Linked DNA regions of Homo sapiens: region 1 is linked to region 2. Evidence: chromatin loops called from intact Hi-C (ENCODE). Cell type or tissue: heart right ventricle. All regions are shown on one strand. Links, peaks and the distances in the headings refer to the core of each region. The heading gives the core; the rest is flanking DNA.

Region 1 (2,916 bases), core at 244-2,743, 160 kb after region 2:
TCAGTTTCCCACTTATAAAATAAGATTGACATTACCCCATTTTCAGAGTTAGTGTCAAAATTAAGTGAATTGCAACATGTAAGGCTCTTAGTACAATTTCAGATATATAGTAAACTCCTGATAAATGGTGACAATGAAGATGATGATGGAGTTGAAGATGCATTTTTTTCAGCAGAGTTCATTCAGACAGGTACATTCCCTGATGCTGGAGATCACAAATCCTTATACGTAAAAATCAACTCTACCTTTTAGGATGGAAAATGTCTAAAGGTTTTCAAGGTGTTGATTTTCAAATGTGTTAAAAAGCTCAAAAGAGACAAAGGCTTCAATATTCAGACTGTCTTCTGGCAGCGTTAGAGAAGGCTCAGTCTATGTAAATCTAGAAGTTGCAATTTGTCATTTATTTTCTGAACCTCCAAATGCATATTTTGGACCTTTATTTTGTTTAAATTCTTGGGTGATAATTAAATCACAGGAGTATCTATGACATATGTGGTTGGGTGATCACCTCTTAATCTCAAATACCCTGTGACTGTTTCTGACAAACATATTTTGAAGACATTTATAAAAGAGAATAAATAGTTCGCAAATATTTTCTCCCATTCTGTAGCATGTCTGTTTACTCTGTTGATAGTTTCTTTTGCCATGTAGAAGCTATTTAGTTTAATTAGGTCTATTTATCAATTTTTGTGTTTGTTGCAATTGCTTTTGAGGACTTAGCCATAAATTATTTGCCAAGGCTGATGTCCAGAATGGTGTTTCCTAGGTTTTCTTCTAGTATTTTATAGTTTGAGGACTTACATTTAAATATTTAATCCATCTTGAGTTAATTTTTGTATATGGTGAAAGGTAGGGGTCCACTAGCATCCAGAATCTCTTAGGAACTTAAACAGTTCAACAAGCAAGAAGTAATCCTTTCAAACAGTGTGCAAAGGACATGAACAGACACTTCTCAAAAGAAGACATACAAGCAGCCAACAAACATATGAAAAAATGTTCAGCATCACTAAACAGTAGAGAAATGCAAATCAAAACCACAATGAGGTATCATCTCACATGAGTTAGAATGGCTATTACTATTATTATTATTATCATTATTTGAGATGGGGCCTCACTCTGTCACCCAGACTGGAGTGCAGTGGTGCGATCATGGCTCACTGCAGCCTCGACCTCAAGTTATCCTCCCACCTCAGGCTCCTGAGTAGCTGGGTCTACAGGAATGTGACACCACGCCCAGCTAATTTCTATTTTTTTGTATTTTTTGTAGAGACAGGGTTTTGCCATGTTGCCCAGGCTGGTCTTGAACTCCTGAACTCAAGTAATCCATCCGTCTCGGCCTCCCAAAATGCTGAGATTATTGGCATGAGCCACTGCACCCAGCTGGCTATTACTTAAACGTCAAAAAATAACAAATGCTGGTGAGGCTGAAGAAGAAAAAAAGGAATGCTTATACACTGTTGGTGGGAATGTAAATTAGTCCAGCCACTGTGGAAAGCAGTTTGGAGATTTTTCAAAGAATGTAAAACAGAACTACCATTTGTCTCAGTGATCCCATTACTGGGTATATATCCAAAGGAAAATAAGTCATTCTACCAAAAAGACATGTGCTTATATGTTCATGGCAGCACTATTCACAATGATGAAGACATGTAATCAACCTAGATGCCCATCAATGGAGGATTGGATAAGAAAATGTGGTACAATATACACCGTGGAATACCACGCAGCTATAAGAGAGAAGAAAATTACATCCTTTGGGCTGGGTGCAGTGGCTCATGCCTGCAATCCTAGCACTTTGGGAGGCCGAGGCAGGCAGATCACTTGAGGTCAGGAGTTTGAGACCAACCTGGCCAACAGGGTGAAACCCTGTCTCAAAAAAAAAATGTCCTCAGCAAATTAATGCGGGAACAGAAAACCAAGTATTGCATGTTCTCACTTATAAGTAGAAGCTAAACATTGGGTACACATGGACATAAAGATGGGAGCAATGGACACTGGAGACTACTAGCAGGGGAAGAGAGACAGGAAGGCAAGAGCTGAAAACTACCTGTTGGGTACTGTGCTCACTATCTGGGTGACAGAGACTGTCATACCCCAAACCTCAGCATCACACTATATAGCCATGTAAGAAATCTGCACATGTACCCTATGAATCTAAAATAAAGATAAACATTTTTTAAAAAGTAAAAAGGGTCAAATTAAAAGATAATTATAATAATATAACTGTGTCGTATTTTAAAAATAAGTAAATGTATAAATGTTAAAGACTAAAAAAAAGAGGATCAGTAGAAAAAAAAAGGTGTTACTATTTTAAGGTAATTAATATTTTGGCTTCCTTGGCAGTAAAAATAGGACTTCACCAGATGGCAGATGTCTTTTTGGTTAGTAATGTCACGCTATATTTTCAAAGAAGAAATGGGGGAGGGAGGGGAGATGCTGTTGAGAACAGCTTTTTCAAATCACACCAAGGCATATAATATGGGGTTTGGGAATGGAGGAGGAAATGAATAAACAAACAAGGTATTTTTATTGCCTAAGAGCATGAACTTAGCTTTCTTGAGAAAATGTGACTTTTTCAGATGAAATTGAACATGTGAGAGCTGTGGAATTCTGTGAGGGTGTGTGTATTAGAAATAGAGCAATGCAGACAATGAAATGCCCAGACGCCTCAGAGCAGGAGTGTTCAGGGTAGTTAGGAGAATGCTTCCCTGAGACAGAAGGGAAAGACAGGACAGGTGGGTCTCCCTTACTCTGAATTCCTCTGCAGTGTTCTTCTCCTTTCATACACATGGATTGATTTAAGACTCTTATAAGCCTCTGGGAAAAGCACTGGGGAAACAAAAGTATCCTCAAAAGTTCACCAGCTGGTAAAGAAAGCAGGATGTAGCCCCCACTTATGGACCAAAGCCAAGGCCC
Region 2 (2,916 bases), core at 322-2,821:
GGTTGTGAACTGGGAGCCTTCGTGTCCTTCTTTTATCTTTTGACCTATACAGGCTAATTATAATGCATTTAAATGCGAAGTCTCTACCCCAAAGTGAGCATGGGTCATATGTAACATACATGATCATTTAGTATGTGTGCATTAGGACCCCCTTCCTGAATATTCATAGCTCCTCCAATAACCTGTTGAATATGCATACTTGACCAACCTGTTCAGTATAAATTCCTGTCCCATCCTTCTCCCCCTTGAAGGGCTTGCTTGCTTTCTCTGTTAGAGGCTATGCTTCCCAGCCTATCAAAATGATCACCTCTCAGGGTGTAATCCTCATTAAGAAATAAAGCTTGCTCTCTGAATTTGTGAAAACCTCGTGATTTTTGAGTTGACATCTGGTTCTCTTTACATGGTGCACAGACGACAGGCCAGGGGTTTTAGGAGGAGGCTGGGAAGTGAAACACATGTTCCTGGTGGGAAGACAAAACAAATGAGCTGAGGGCAGCAGGGGAAGGTGGCTGGATACTGAGCTTCATCTGGGCCAGCACAGAGGGCTGACGATGAAGAGAGCTGTCTGCGTCAGGTGGGGACTTCCCACGTGCCCAGGCTTATCTGTGTGAGTCCCTCCTCATGTCTTCTTGTCTCTTGTCCTTTACATGACCCATATTCATCATTTCTTTGGTTGTTCACAGTCTAAAATTGTCCTCCATGTACATACCCTCCTTATGGTGTCTGGTGTTTTCGTTAGGAAAAGAGATATAAATATGTAGAGGTTAGGAGGAAATCTCTGAGTCAGGAAGCCCTCTGTCAACTGAGGTCAGCGTGGGGAGTTTGATGTTCCACTCCCAGAGTTGTGGCAAGTGCTTTTGTTTTAGCTGGTTTTACTTATATTAACTGAGGCAAAGTTTACACCATGAGGAAATGAAAGTTGGGCTGAAGAAGACTTTGCTTCAATTGCAGGTGGAGTCATTCTCTCTTTCGCTGTGGTGAGGCGAGCAGGGCCCAGAATAGGGACCACTGGCTCTGGGCTCTGACTGCTGTTTGAGGTTGGCCACTCCTATGGCCTAGGGTGGTCTGTTCACCTTCTCCCAGGCTCCATTTCCTCATCTGACACGGGGATTAGGCCTTCCACACTCTAGTGAGGGCTCAGTGAGGTAATGCAGCAGAAAGCGTTTCGTAACGTTAAAATGCTAAACAAATGGAAGGGTTTGTCTCTCCCTAGTATGGAAAGGTCAGGAATAAGTGAGTGTCAGGCAAAACATGAGAAAGTTGTGTAGCATGCAAGTATATTGACTCTGCTACCTAAAGTCCGTGTGCCAGGCTATAAAGACTACTGTAAGGACATTTGCTGTGAGAGGTTACTTTACCTCCAAGTGGCTTATTTTCTGCCTCTTTATGGATTATCGTTACCTGGGTGACAATAAAAAAACTCAAGCTTAGGGCTCAGTGGCCTTCTTGGGAGGCAGGAGGTGGTAAAATTCAAACCCAGGATGCTCCCTTGTAGAGCCACTAAGGTGTGCTTGGAGAGAATGGTGGAGCTGGAGGAGAAAAATGGCTGAGGAGGATGTGAAGACGGACTTTGGATGTTAGGGGAGAGGAGAGTGGTGAAGGTCCCTCCTGACAGTCCCAGCCCTGCACTGTCCCTCTCCATCTGTGTCAGTATCTCCACATGTCTGTCAGTCAGTTCACCTCTCTGTCTGCCAAGGATTAGACTGTAGCTCTAACCATGGAGTGAAGCCTTTATCATTCGTGCCCACTGAGTTAGTCTTGTCACTCATGCTCTGGTGTGCGTCCAGGCTCTGAGACTGGACTTATGCCCTGGGTGGCCTCCAGTTCTTTACTGGGGCCTTAGCACTGCTATGATGCCAGCCTACTCCCTTTTCCAGGCCTGGGTGCTTTCTCTAAACCCTAGCTTCAGCTTCAGCCTAGTATTAGAGGCGTAACATGGGCTTGGGGTCATAGATACTTGAGTTTGAATACTGACCCTATCTCATACTAGCTGGGAGATTTTAGGCAAGCTGATTAACCTTTCTGAGCCTCAGTATTCTCATCTTCAGAGTGCGGGTAATAAGTATTTTGAACAATTATGAGATAATGTTGATAAAGTATCTAACAGACCCAACACAGAATATGTTGTTTAGAACTGGTTGATATTATTAAGGTTATTGCACAGGGGGAGAAACTTTGGGAAGAAGCATGTTTCTCTCTGTCTGACAGGAGGCCAGAGACTCCTCTAGCCACCGGCTCTAGCATTTTAGATACCAATCCTCATTTTGTAATGATGCTGTCAGCCCTCTAATTTATACTCTGATCTCTATTATGGCTATTCTGTTCTCTTGCCCCTAGAAGTTTCTAGAGAAGAGCAGATAGTTCCACTTTTAGATGTGCATTTCCAAGAAAACATGTGAACATTGATCAAAGATTTTTCATATTTATTGAAGAAAACTTTTTTTTTAATGTCTAAGGAAAAAGTGGTCAGATGCTAACTTGCACTCTTTACTTACCCAGGCTTGCCCTTGATCAGGTTTTGCCCTGAGTCCACCCCGAGCAGGTGTGTCAGCAGTTCTGACACTAACAGAAATCCAGCCCTGCGGGAAAGCTGGCAGTTCATCCCTCTAAACTGAACATCACCTCACTCTCTTGAAATGCCCTCAGAAACACGGTAACTGGTACTTAGCTTGATGCAAGTTAGAGGAATAAGATCCTTTGTTTCAAACCTCATCAAGTTCTGCAAGTCTTGGCTGATGTTTACTATTCAGTAATTTAAATACACCAGGCTTTTCACAAATGCTTATTAAGAGGCTTGTTAGGCTTTTAAATACTGAATAGCTTGTATAATAGGACATGACAAAGGTTGAATTAAAAATGAATCAAAATTATATTTTAAAACTATATTATCTTTCATTCAACATTTACAGACATTTA

What was found. A loop is a pair of places that touch in the nucleus more often than their neighbours do. Peaks named below come from ENCODE experiments on the same cell type or tissue, not always from the same donor. Only the 100,000 strongest peaks of a DNase experiment are listed, where the experiment ranks them.
Region 1: it touches region 2 in a loop (2.5-fold over the local background); 2 of 110 quality-filtered maps call a loop at or near these places.

Annotation. Positions count from the first base shown.
Region 1 is chr3:178,513,743-178,516,658 of GRCh38, reverse strand. No RefSeq gene overlaps it. Among named protein-coding and RNA genes, the nearest start is that of KCNMB2, 21 kb to the left of the region's middle. In heart right ventricle, for the core only: no CTCF peak of the experiment used is centred there; no DNase peak of the experiment used is centred there.
Region 2 is chr3:178,675,110-178,678,025 of GRCh38, reverse strand. The region is part of intron 1 of KCNMB2 (potassium calcium-activated channel subfamily M regulatory beta subunit 2); the gene reads right to left. All of the region lies in intron 5 of KCNMB2-AS1 (KCNMB2 antisense RNA 1), which reads left to right. Among named protein-coding and RNA genes, the nearest start is that of KCNMB2, 140 kb to the right of the region's middle. RefSeq lists an enhancer at 692-801. In heart right ventricle, for the core only: no CTCF peak of the experiment used is centred there; a DNase peak (open chromatin) is centred at 1,785; H3K27ac peaks cover 2,500 bases.